3 separate regions of the Homo sapiens genome follow, and all the other regions are linked to region 1. A link is a contact called in ENCODE Hi-C or POLR2A ChIA-PET data. All regions are on one chromosome and are shown on one strand. The core of a region is the stretch at or near the end of the contact, and the rest is flanking DNA. Distances in the headings are between cores, read along the strand shown. Region 1 holds the start of LINC02427 (long intergenic non-protein coding RNA 2427). Region 2 overlaps ENPP6 (ectonucleotide pyrophosphatase/phosphodiesterase 6). Region 3 has its middle 12 kb from the start of ENPP6.

The links. Hi-C counts contacts between places; a loop is a spot of excess contacts on that map. ChIA-PET counts read pairs that join two places held with the same protein, here RNA polymerase II (POLR2A). Pooled maps may share reads with other maps.
Region 2: a loop to region 1 is called in a map of IMR-90, with 11 times the contacts of the local background. The contact joins the enhancer-like site here to the promoter of LINC02427 in region 1. A Hi-C loop is called at or near these places in 3 of 168 maps with a recorded cell type or tissue (IMR-90, PC-9 and posterior cingulate gyrus), 3 of 37 single-sample maps with no recorded cell type and 15 of 50 pooled maps. POLR2A ChIA-PET finds 5 or more read pairs at or near these places in 1 of 52 experiments (OCI-LY7).
Region 3: a loop to region 1 is called in a pooled map, with 3 times the contacts of the local background. The contact joins the enhancer-like site here to the promoter of LINC02427 in region 1. A Hi-C loop is called at or near these places in 7 of 50 pooled maps. POLR2A ChIA-PET finds 5 or more read pairs at or near these places in 5 of 52 experiments (OCI-LY7, Panc1, T-cell and 2 more).

The regions. Positions count from the first base shown.
Region 1 is chr4:184,535,830-184,539,881 of GRCh38, reverse strand. LINC02427 (long intergenic non-protein coding RNA 2427) reads left to right here and starts at 2,299. Exons shown (of 3, transcript NR_147158.1): 1 at 2,299-2,380. RefSeq lists enhancers at 1,959-2,288, 2,359-2,568.
Region 2 is chr4:184,166,604-184,170,655 of GRCh38, reverse strand. The region is part of intron 1 of ENPP6 (ectonucleotide pyrophosphatase/phosphodiesterase 6); the gene reads left to right. Among named protein-coding and RNA genes, the nearest start is that of ENPP6, 49 kb to the left of the region's middle. RefSeq lists enhancers at 1,773-1,822, 1,963-2,012, 2,473-3,244. Within about 2 kb of position 2,100, at least 2 of the 41 ENCODE cell types and tissues checked have a DNase peak (open chromatin) inside an H3K27ac peak, as active enhancers do.
Region 3 is chr4:184,227,959-184,232,010 of GRCh38, reverse strand. No RefSeq gene overlaps it. Among named protein-coding and RNA genes, the nearest start is that of ENPP6, 12 kb to the right of the region's middle. Within about 2 kb of position 1,795, at least 3 of the 41 ENCODE cell types and tissues checked have a DNase peak (open chromatin) inside an H3K27ac peak, as active enhancers do.

The DNA.
Region 1 (4,052 bases), core at 1,050-3,549:
TGCAGGCATTTATTGCTATAAACTTCCCTCTTAGCATTGCTTTTGCTGTATCCCACAGGTTTTTGTATGTTGTTTATATTTTCATTTCTTTCAAGAAATTTTTGAATTTTTTTCTTAATGGTTGTTCTGAAGCAGGCTGTTCGAGCTCCCTGTATCTGTACAGTTTCTGAAGTTTCTCTTTTTATTGATTTCTAGTTTGACTCCATTGTAGTCTGATAAGATACTTGATATGATTTTGATTTAAAAAATTTGTTGAGCTGGTCATGGTGACTCATGCCTGTAATCCCATCAATTTGGGAAGCTGAGGCAGGCAGATTGCTTGAGCCCAGAAGTTGGAGACCAGCCTGGGCAACATGGTGAAACCCCATCTCTACAAAACTACAAAAAATTAGCCAGGCATGGTGGTGTGTGCCTGTAGTCCCAGCTATTAGGGAGACTGAGATGGGAGGATCACCTTAACCCGGGGAGGTTGAGGCTGCAATGAGCCATGAGTGCTATTGCACTCCAGTTCTGAGAGACAGAGTGAGACCCTGTCTCAAAAAACAAAAACACAGAGACATATACATAAATACTCTGCAGAATCTATGTATGTATGTATGCATTTCCCTGCAGAGGACAAAGGGCTACATAAGGGACACTACTTGTAAAGTTTTTGTTTTTTGCATGTGTGTTTTTTGGGGATGGAGATTTTTTGAGACTGGCTATCTGGCCAACTTCAAAATTCCACAAGAATGAAGATTGGGTGGCAGGCATTTGACTTGCACAGTTATGCATTTTATTTGGTCACCCAGGTCTTCCACACAACCCATTTCATTAGTCATTAGTCAAATTCAATTTTCTTTTTTTTTTTTTTTTTTTTAGACAGAGTCTCACTCTGTCACCCAGGCTGGTGTGCAGTGGCACAGTTTCAGCTCACTGCAACCTCTGCCTCTCAGGCTTAAGCGATTCTTCTGCCTTATTCTCCCGAGTAGCTGGGACTACAGGTGCGTGCCACCACGCCCAGGTAATTTTTGTATTTTTAGTAGAGACGGGGTTTCACCATGTTGGCCAGGATGGTCTTGAACTCTTGACCTTGTGATCCGCCCGGCTCGGCCTCCCAAAGTGCTGGGATTACAGGTATGAGCAATCGTGCACGGCCATAATTTTTTTGGTTTTCTTTTCTTTTCTAGAAAGAAACAGGGAGGAAGGAAGGAAGGAAGAGAGGAAGGATCTGAAGTAAATATGATAAAACTTTGTCGTAGATACCAAGGTGTTTAAAAATTGCTCTATGTGTTTTTCTTTATACTTATTTCAAACCAAAAAATTATTTCATCTTTGTAAACAATGAGGAAAATACACATAAGTTTTATAAAATGCAACACTCTCATCCAAAGAAGACTAATTTTAACATTTTGATGTATATGAGTCCAGACTGTGCCATACGTTCATTTGCCTACAAGTCCTAATATATAATATGCGTTGGTGCTTTTTGTTGTTGTTTTTTTTGGGGGGATAGTTTTTGAAGAAGCCAAAAATTTTTTAAAAAGTTCTATTTATAAGGTAGATGACTCTGAGGTTTGTTCTTTCTCTGAGTCTGCGTCGGCTCGCCTTCCTTGATTCTACGACGTTTTGTCACAGTTCCACAGTCCCGTTTGTAGATCGTGTGGGTTATTCTTCACCCCACTCTGTCCACTTGGGGGCTATCTCAGTCCATTTCAGATCTGAGACTGGACGGAGGCCGACACCCGTTTCCAAGCCAAGTCTTCCTGTGCGGCCGACATTCATCAGATCACCCTCCCTCTGTGAAACGAGGTCTCCTAACGGCACCCCCTGACTTTTTTTCGACACCCTCATACATTTGGCCCTCGGTATCCACAGTGTTCCCCACCGATGGATTCAATCAACCAGGAATCGAAAATATCCTTTAATAAATTGCATCTGTACTGAACACGTACAGACTTTTCCTTACCATTATTCCCTAAACAACACAGTATAACAATTATTTACATTGCATTAGGTATTAGAAATAATCCAGAGAAGATTTAAAGTACACGGAGGATGTGCGTAGGCGATATGCAAATATTACGCCATTTTATATCAGGGACTTGAGCATTCCGGATTTGGTATCAGCACAGGTCCTGGAACCAATTCCCCAAGGATGTGGAAGGAGGACTGTATCATTCAGGAAAAAGTACAATCCTCTGCGGTGCTGCCCCCAGCTCCCCGCCTTCACCACTGCGCCTGCGCCTCCGAGAACGGACTACAACTCCCAGGATGCACCGCGCCCGCCACCGCCCTGGCAGCCCGACTTCCTGCTGGAGGTTTCCTGTGGCTTGGGGCTCCGCCCGGTATGGGGAAAGTTTAAGGCGGAAGAGCCCTCGTTTGTCGGCTGCTTGGGAAGGTATTGGGAACAGCTTATGTTTTTCTTTCACAAAAAAGCAGCAGGCACCACAGAGAGAGACGGCTGTCTAGTTTTTTGTTGGGCACAGATCTTGCTTCTCTGAACCGGGAGAGAGGTGTTTGCCCCTCGCTGCGGGGGCCCAGCACAGGTGGTTCCTGCTGGCTGTTGTCCTTGGTCACATCGTCCTTGGAGTTGTAGGAATCCCTCCCAGACTGTGGGATAGGCTGACAATCTTGGATATTATTGTAGTGGTGAATGTTTTCTCTTTAAGGGATTTCAGTGGGAAATTTAGAGGAACGTAGAGGAGGCTGTTGGGTATTTTACCCTGCGTGCTTCCTTTAGAGATTGTTCTGAGCTGTGTACTTTGTAATCCTTGGGCCCGGGATTCTTATCATGTTCTTTTCACTGGTTTTGGTTAATGTGTTTGTTCTGAAGACAGTAGCCTGGGGGAATGAGACATCTCCTTAAGGCGCCGCTTGACTGACAGACACCCTTAATGTATGTAATTCATGGAAAACTACAGTCCCCACCTCACCCCCCTAAAAAAGCAAAACATCTGAGTTAGGGGGTGTGTCAGATTGAAATGGTTGAAGAGTGAATGGTGGCTGGAAGGTGAGCAGTTAGAAGTGATTGCAAATTCCTTTCCAGTATATTGTCAAGAAGGATAGGATGGTGGCCTGACACCCAGCTCTGCTATTTATTCTGTTATCTCTTACAGGTTAGTCTCCCTCTTTGAGTCTTAGTTTCTTGTCTGTAAAATAAGGGTGATATTACCGGTCCTCCCTGCTTGTCAGTTTTTGTGAAGGCAGTTCAAAATAAAGTATGTCAACATAGTTCCTAAACCCCACAGTCTCCCAAAAGTGAGTGAGTTGGTAATCAGTAGAGTGTCCAGTGTAATACAAGGCCAGGGCCGCTAGAAATGCCGTTCAAAGCAGACCGCATCTACAAAATACCTTCACAGTAACAGCTAGATTAGTGTTTGATTAAATAATTTAATTAAATAATAATAATTAATAATAGCCTAGCCAAGTTGACACATAAAACTAACCCTCATACCCCAGAAAGTCTTTGCTCAAATATTATGTTTTCCTAACATTTAAAATTGCAGTCCTACACACGTGTACATCTTCCCTAATATTCTCTCTTCCCGTTCCCCTAGCCTGCTTTCCTTTAGCATTTATTATCTTTGAGCCATCCCTGTATTTCTTATCTCTATCTTTATTGTCTTTTTGCCTTCTCTGGAATGTTAGCTCCACGTGGGCGGGGCATTTTTGTCAATGTTGTGAACCGATGAATCCTCAGCACCCAGCACAGCATCTAGCACACAGTGGGCTCCTAAGAAACCTTTGCAAATCACCGAATGAAGCATTAATGTGAGCACTCAGTAAATATTTTTTCAAATGAATTTAGAGCTGGAGTTCATCATGAGATATTCCTGAACAGCCTCAGTAGGAGAGAAGTAGGAAAAGGGTAGAAGCATGGCAGATTATAGGAAAAAAGAGAAAATTTTCAGAGTTTGACATCTAAGAAGTCGAAGATTTAGTGAAGAAGGAGCACAGACTTGGGTGTTAAGTTCCCTTTACCCCTTAGCTGTGTAACTTTGGACAGGTTGTCTAATCTCCTTGAACCTCAGTTTCTTCGTCTGTAAACTGGAAATAGTAATACTTATCAT
Region 2 (4,052 bases), core at 851-3,350, 370 kb after region 1:
AGACTAAGGAACATGCTAATGGCACCACGAGGATACAATCAGCCTAATCCAGAATATGGGATGTTTTCAGACAGATGACCCAGTTCCCTCCATAAATAAATAGACAAGAATTAATAAAATGGAGGCGAACCATTATCAGTTAAAAGACACTCAAGAAACATAAATAAAATGCATGGGTTTTGTTTGAATGCTGATTCTTTTTTTTTTTTTCCTTCTTTTCTTTTTTGAGACAGAGTCTCACTCTGTCACTCAGGCTGGAGTGCAGTGGTGCAATCTCGGCTCACCACAACCTTCAACTCCCTGGCTCAAGTGATTCTCCTGCCTCAGCCTCCTGAGCAGCTAGTACTACAGGTGCACACCACCACACACAGCTAATTTTTGTATTTCTTGTAGAGACAGGGTTTCACCATGTTGCCCAGTATGGTCTCAAACTCCTGGGCTCCAGAGATCTGCCAGCCTTGGCCTCCCAAAGTGCTGGGATTACAGGCGTGAGCCACCTTTCCCGGCCTGAATGCTGATTCAAATAAACGAATTTCACAGAGGCATTTTAAAGATAATTATGGAAAACTCAATATGGACTGGGTATTGAATGATATTAAATAGTTATATTCATTTTGTTGGGTGTGATAACAAGAGTATGTTTTTTTAAAAGTACCTCAGTACTAGAGACAGGCACAGAAGTATTTATGACTTCAGATGGGATGTCTGGTATTTGCTTTAAAAATATTCCAGTGTGGGGAGGAAGACACAGGAAACCAGGGCGGAGCACTGTCCCGTGTTATCACACTGTTTTGTGCATTCGAATATTTTCATCATAGATAATTTTTAAACTAAATGTAAGCTCTTCGTGAGAGGTAAACGTAGGTAGTCATCACTTTTAACACAAAGTCGCTTGTGAGATTTGCCACCGGTGATTGGCCTTGGAGAAAGGGGCAAAGTCAGGCAGCTAAGGCCCAGTACTCAGAAGCCTCAACTGCGGCCTAGAGCCTTCATCTATAGTGGCTCTCAACTGGTGCCCTCCACAGCCAGGACCCTGCCCAGGAGCTGTGAGCTCAGAGGAGGAGGGCAAGGTGGCCAGAAACGTGATGACGGCAGAGAGAGGAGCCAGGGACAGGCAAAGGAAGCAAGTGACAGAAATCCCAGGCCTGCTGCTCCAGGCAGAGAGAGGGCTGCTGGCTCCTGCAAAAAGAAGCAGGGGTGAGGCAGGAGCCAGGAGAGCAGAACTCACCCTCCCCTGCTGCCCTCCCCGCGGCCCTGGCTGTAGCCCCAGCGTCTCTTCCTGGGGCCATGTCTTCACATGGGGACATTTCTTCCCAGCTCGGCCACCGAGAGGAATGGATTCCTCCAGCATGAAGAATCCTCCCGCCCAGCCTGGATCCTGGAGCCACGGTCACTGTGGCAGGAATGCGGCTCCTCGCTGGCCTGGCTAGGGCTGGATGCCACACTTTGCCCTCTCCCCAGAGCCAGAGAGGTTGGGTCACAGACGCTCCTGAATGGGCCATGCAGGGCGCAGGAGGAATTTCGCCTTTGGAGGAACAAAGGGGTGTTCAAAGTTAAACGTCCACTGCAGTGACCATTACAAATTGTGGTTTAAAAAAATCATAAACTCAACCAAAAGAGGAACTAAGAGAAGGAGGGAAAGAAAGGGCTGGGGTCAAGAATAATAAAATCCCAAATAAGAAGCACATATCCTAAAAGGGAAAATGAAACACAACAAGGGTTAGGAGGGTGGGGTGGGGGAATGAGGAAGCGGGGGGCACAGCACGAGACTCCCAGCCAGGACAGCCCAGGCAAGGCCCCGGCTCCAGGTTCAAGGCCCCGAGGCTCGCGTTTGCTGCAGCGCGTGGCCGCCTGCCCGCCGGCCCTGCCCGGGCTCTGCCTACATTCTCGGCATCTTCAGCACAGTCACAAGCAGCTGTCAGATTCCTGCGAATCCTGGGGGTGGCCTTCAAACCGGGAGAAGCAAACCCAGAATTCAAGGCTGGCCCAGCCTGGCGCCTCTCGGCGGACTACGGGGACGGCTGCGGGCGGTGGTGAAGACCGCAGCCGCCAGCAGAGGGCAGTGGCGGGCCAGCGTGGCCAGGCTCAGAGGGCTCGCTCCTTGCTGTCCGGAGCCCCGCGGGCAGTGTCTGCCTGTAACTTTCACCCCCGTGCAAAGCTTCCAGCTTCCTGTGCAAGGCAGATGCAACGTGGTGCTGCTTTTCTTTTCGTCAAGGGGATTTGAGACTTTTCCTCTGCAAATGGTCTGTAGATATCAAGTAAGAAATGGACTGTCCGGCCCCATCCCTCCCTAGAAGAGGATTTTTCAAAGTGCCATTTTTAAAAGTGGCCTTTTAAAAGGCCCATTTGATAGGATTGGCCTTTTCCGCGCCAGACATCGTGCGGAAGACATCGTGCCAAAGCTTTCCCTACCTGAAACCACTTAACTCTGAAAAAAGGTATGATTATCTCCATTTTTCAGAGGAGGAAACTGAGGATCAATAAAGTGGAATGAGTCGTGTGAGGTGGCTGGGATGGGATTTGAACTCTGGTTTGCTGGGCTCCAAAATTCCTTCCACTTAGGCCACATGGTTTTCACAGGTCCTCAGTTCCTGCCAGTTCTCATCCTACCTGTTCCTTCTGTTTTTAACTCAAAAATCTCCCCTATTCCCGTGGAGTCTACCGCTTGGACTGGGAAACTATCAGAAGGATGCAGCCCCCTTGAGTTGCTCTTTGATCCCTAAAGCAGATTATCTGTCAACAGCTTTTATGCAAAGAGCACCCAAGGAGGATTATAGACGTGAATCACTGAATGAGACCCAGTGTCTGCTCCCAGCACCATCTGTTGATATGCAGATCACCGGTGATCATTGATCAGGACAAACCAGCTGCGGCTGCTGTGAAGTTAACTCCTGAGACTTGAGAGGCTGCTCTCACTTCTCTATGGGCGCACCTGGCCCGAGGCCGTGAACTTGGGCAGGCCAGCATCATACCTACGTCACATATTCTAGCAATGACAAACAAAACTAACCAAGCTAGCAAAAATGAGCTTGCTTCCACTTGTTTCTTTCCCCCCAAAAAAGCGGGCGGGGGATGGTTGACTGATGGGTTCGTACTTGATTGAGCTGGTAACGTCCCTGATTAGTTCACACTCCTTAAGAGCTGGGTTCCATCATTCTCTATCAATTCCCGGCATTAAAAGTTGATCCACTAATATTCTGGTAACTAGTCTCTTCTGTTTGAAATCATCACTCATTGGCCATTCTAAGTTCTACTCCAGTTGAAAAGCTTGATCCCACTTTGGGAGGCCAAGGGGGGCGGATCACCTGAAGTCAGTAGTTTGAGACCAGCCTGGCCAACATGGTGAAAGCTGTCTCTACTAAAACTACAAAAATTAGCCGGGCATGGTGGTGGATGCCTGTAATCTCAACTACTCGGGAGACTGAGGCAGGAGAATAGCTTGAACCCAGGAGAAGGAGGTTGCAGTGAGCCGAGATCGCACCACTGCACTCCAGCCTGGGCACCAGAGTGAGACTCTGTCTCAAAAAATAAAGAAAGAAAAGCTATCCTAAATGTGCTTTTTTTTACTGAGTTAAATTTCCTATCCTTACCTCCCAACCCCTGCCCCAGGCACAGGTGGGGCAGCTGCGGGATGAGTGCAGTGTCTCTGCCCATGGCATGAGGAGAATTTCTGTCCTGGGTCAAGACACGGAAAGAGACATAAAAGGGGTACTCCCACCACCTGCAGGCGGAGCCTGGTTTTTGCCAAAGTAGCCACCTACTAGTGTGAGGAACGCAGCCAACCTGGTCACTGGGGAGAGGAGGGAGCACAGTGGGTGGGAAAAGGAAGCTTTATCACGAGCCAGAAGACGGAGGTGCTTCAGGATGGAGATGTTGGCTGACTTTCCTGTATGGAGGTAGACATGCCCCAAGTAAGAAGCTCCTCCCTCCAAATATCATCTACCATCTTTTGAGAAGCCTCTGTAAGAACTCAATAAAATGGGAGTGTGCCTCAAAAGAGATTTCATTTTCAATGCAGTAATTAATTATTGCTCTTTTCCAACTTTGCACAG
Region 3 (4,052 bases), core at 546-3,045, 310 kb after region 1:
TCAAGCCTGAGAGTGGTTGTAGGATTTGTAGCTAGTTAGTTGGTCAGGCACAGGTGGTCTGGAGACCTGGAATTACAGCTGGCATCTGAAATGGGGACAGTCTTGCTGGGGACAGTGCTCCTAACATGAGGAATCTGACATTAACTCCAGATGGTTATTGTCAGAATTGTACTGCAGGACACCCAAACTATCTTTAGCCTGCTTACTAATAAATAGTTGTCCGCTTGGCAGAATATAGCCTTAACTTCATTTTGACAGACCAACTAGTAGTCTGAGGCTGGGCTTGTATAGGCCATACCTAGCTCTAACCTGGTAGGCTACCGGTGTCCACCACAACAACCTGACAGTTGGTAAAGGGACAAATTTGCTTAGACCAGCCTCACAACCACACACAGAAATCCCTCCTGGAAGTTCCAACACCTGAAATAGCAGCATGATTTCTAGGACACTGAAAGCGGGGGCTGGTATTTCTGTTTTCCTGTTCATATGGTGGTAGCTTGTGGCAACAGTATAAAAACATTTTACAATTCACTGGCTTTCAGCTTTGGAATTATGTAGTGTTTTATTTTTTCTGGGGTATTTGAATTCAAAATTTGCTTATACAGTGATTTTATTATAATTTTTGTGACACTATTTTAAGGAAATAACAGTGCATAAATGCAAGCACATTTAATTCTAGATATCAATGTTTTCATCTATAAACAGAGAAAAGTGAGAATGGCCCTACCTATTTGTATTGAGGTTCAAAAAAAATGAAAGAGCTTTGAAAACTATATACATGATTTCTCTAATGGAAAGATTTCCCTAATGGAAAGATTTCCTTATTTTTGCATATTGGAAACAATGCTTAGAATAAAAAAGACTTCCTTTTTTTTTTTTTCTTAAGATGGAGTCTTGCTCTGTCACCCAGGCTGGAATGCAGTGGCATGATCTCGGCTCACTGCAACCTCTGCCTCCTGGGTTCAAGCGGTTCTCCAGCCTCAGCCTCCCCAGTAGCTGGGACTACAGGTGCGTGCCACCACATCCAGCTAATTTTTTTCTTTTTAGTAGAAACCAGGTTTCACCATCTTGACCAGGCTGGTCTCAAACTCCTGACCTCAGGTGATCCACCCGCCTTGGCCTCCCAAAGTGCTGGGATTACAGGCATGAGCCACCATGCCCAGCTGGGACTTTTGTTTTTTAAAAGCAATTTATACTCGGAGGTGGAATTATTTTCTCTCACAAATGCCCAGGTTTGGGACCCACAGGATGGAAGGCAGGAGGGCTGAGCATTTGTGTATCTGGAAACCTCACCTCCTCCTGGGGGCTAAGGGCAGGGTTTAGTGATTTGCTGTGCCGAGCAGTGCGGTCTGTCTCCTCATCCAGGAGCTGCAGTGAAATGGCCCCACATTGCCCTCTCTGAGAAGGACTAGGGGACATTCTTTGCAATGAATGGGCCTATGTAGTCCCTCCAGTATCTGGGCGGGTAGAGTCCAGGGAGAGAAGGTGGAAGCTGACAACGGGCCCACATCTCTCAGATCCAGTGCTGCTTTCTGGGCTTTCTGGCTGGCCGGGGGCTGGCAGGGAGAGAGGGGCTCTGCGGTTTCGTGCCCAAACCCAGCATCTTCTGGGGACCTCACCCGTTCCTTCCCCGAATTGTGCTCCAGGTCTTAGTTACAGGAAGAAGCATTCAGCAGTCTGAGACTCTCTAAGTTCCTGCCCCCAGGAAACAGTGGTTACGGAAGCGGAGTTATTGCGTAGCTCCCTGGTCCTAGCCACGGTGCTGGAGGCTTGGCTTCCAGCCAAGCAAGAGTCCCACAGGGTTGAAGCCACCACAGAGAGGCTGCCCCGTGCGATCCAGAGATCATAGACTGGGTTGTTAGGGACTCTCTTTTCCTCCTTTCTTCCTTTGATCATACGTACTTGAAGCAACTCGTGAATTTGTTTCCCTTCTGAAGAATACATCTTCCAAGAGAATGTTCATTGTGTGTGTGTGTATGTGTGTGTGTGTGTGTGTGTGTGTGAGAGAGAGAGAGAGAGAGAGAGACAAAGAGAGTAAAGGGGTCTTGAAGGCTTGAGAACATTTTCATCAGACCCCTCAAATTTTCATGACAGTTTTAAGGCTAGCTTAATTCTTGTTCTTGTGTATACTATCTGCTTTTTATCTCTGGAAGCTTTTAAAATGTTCTTTGTGGCTTGCTGTCTTCAGTACTGAGGGGAGGGTTTCACTAGTCCTCCACTGGTTCTCCATCTATCATGCAATTCACAGAACAATTGATAGAACAAGCAGACTGCCCTTACAATCACCCCACTTCCCCCCAAATTCTAGGTGATCCCCCATCCCAGTGTGCCCGGGAGTGATGGCTTTCCTGGGACATGGGACTTTCAGTGCTATTACCAGGAAACTCTTAGGCAGATCAGAACAAGTTGGTCACCCCACCATACTACTTTTCTCCACTGGGCACCAGAGACCCTGATCCACTTAACAGATTCATTTATTCAACAAGTGCTTAGGGAGCCTTATTTTGTTCCAGGCTCTTGGAATACACAGTGAATAAAACAAAGATCTTTGCCCTCACTGAGCTAACATTAGAGCCAGAGGTAAGTGGACACAGACCATAAACAATAACCATAATAAAGAAGTCATCTATATAGTGTATTAAAAGGTGATAAACCTATTAAATATTACAAACCATAAAAAGCATTATAAGCTTTTCAGGATGTGCGGTTGCAACTTTAGATGGGATTAGACCTCATTGAGAAGATGACATGTAAACAAGGACTTGAAGAAAGTGAGGGAGCTATGTGGATGCGGGGGGAAGAGCATTCCCAGGTAGAGGAAATAGCCAGTGCAAAGGCCCAGAGGCAGAGAATATCTGGCTTGAGCTACTGTCAACAAGGAGGTTATTGCAAGTGGGACACACGCATGATTGAGATTAGTAGGAAAGGAGGTCAGTGTAATGGGAGGCAAGGTAGTATAGGGCTGGTTGACCACAATGAACACTCGGTTTTTTTTCTTTTCTTTTTTTTTTTAGACGGAGTCTCGCTCTGTCGCCCAGGCTGGAGTGCAGTGGCGCAATCTTGGCTCACTGCAACCTCTGACTCCTTGGTTCAAGCGATTCTCCTGCCTCAGCCTCCCGAGTAGCTGGGATTACAGGCATGCGCCACCAAGCCCAGCTGAAACACCCTGGTTTCCACCCTGAGTAGAATGTGAAGTTATTGGAAGGCTTCGAGCAGGGGAGTGACATGCATTGAGTTGAATGGTGTTTCCTGCCCCACCTCCAAAAAGATATATCCACACCCTAATTCCTGGAACCTGTAAATGTTACCTTCTTTGAGAAAAGGGTCTTTGCAGATGGAATGAACTTAAAGATCTTGAGATAAAGACATCATCTTAGATCATCTGGCAGGCAAAGTCCAGTGACAAGTGTCCTTATAAGAAGAGAAGGGCAGAGGGAGATTTGAGACAGACAGAGAGGAAACACGACACACAGAGGAGAAGGCACGGCAAAGATGGAGGCAGAGACTGGAGCAATGGGGCCACGAGCCAAGGAGTGCCAAGGATTGCTGGAAGTCACCACGAGATAGGAGAGAGGCATGGAAGGGATTCACCTTTAGAGCCTCCAGAAGTAATCAACCCTGCCAGCACTTTGATTTTGGACTTCTAGCCTCCAGAACTCTGAGAGAATAACTTTCTATTGTTTTAAGACACTCTATTTGTGGTAATTTGTTACGGAAACCACAGGAAACAAATCTAGGAAGCCAGATAGCAAGGGGCCCAATACACCAAACTGAGGAGACTTAAGGGTTCCACTCTGAGGGGAACTGGGAGCTACTGGAAGGTTTTGATCAGAGTAGCGACATGAACCTGATTCTTGTTTTAAATAGTCAGTTAACTTATCCAGCATATAACCCTCCTCCCTCACACATTTTTCTGCCGGGTGATTGGATACATAATTGGCTAGACATGGCCAGAGGCCGTCTCAACTTTCAGTTCAATTTCATTCCTTCAAGGAAGCACTCCTTTGGATATTAAGCCTCTAAACTGGCTGTGTCCATTAGAACTGGATTTG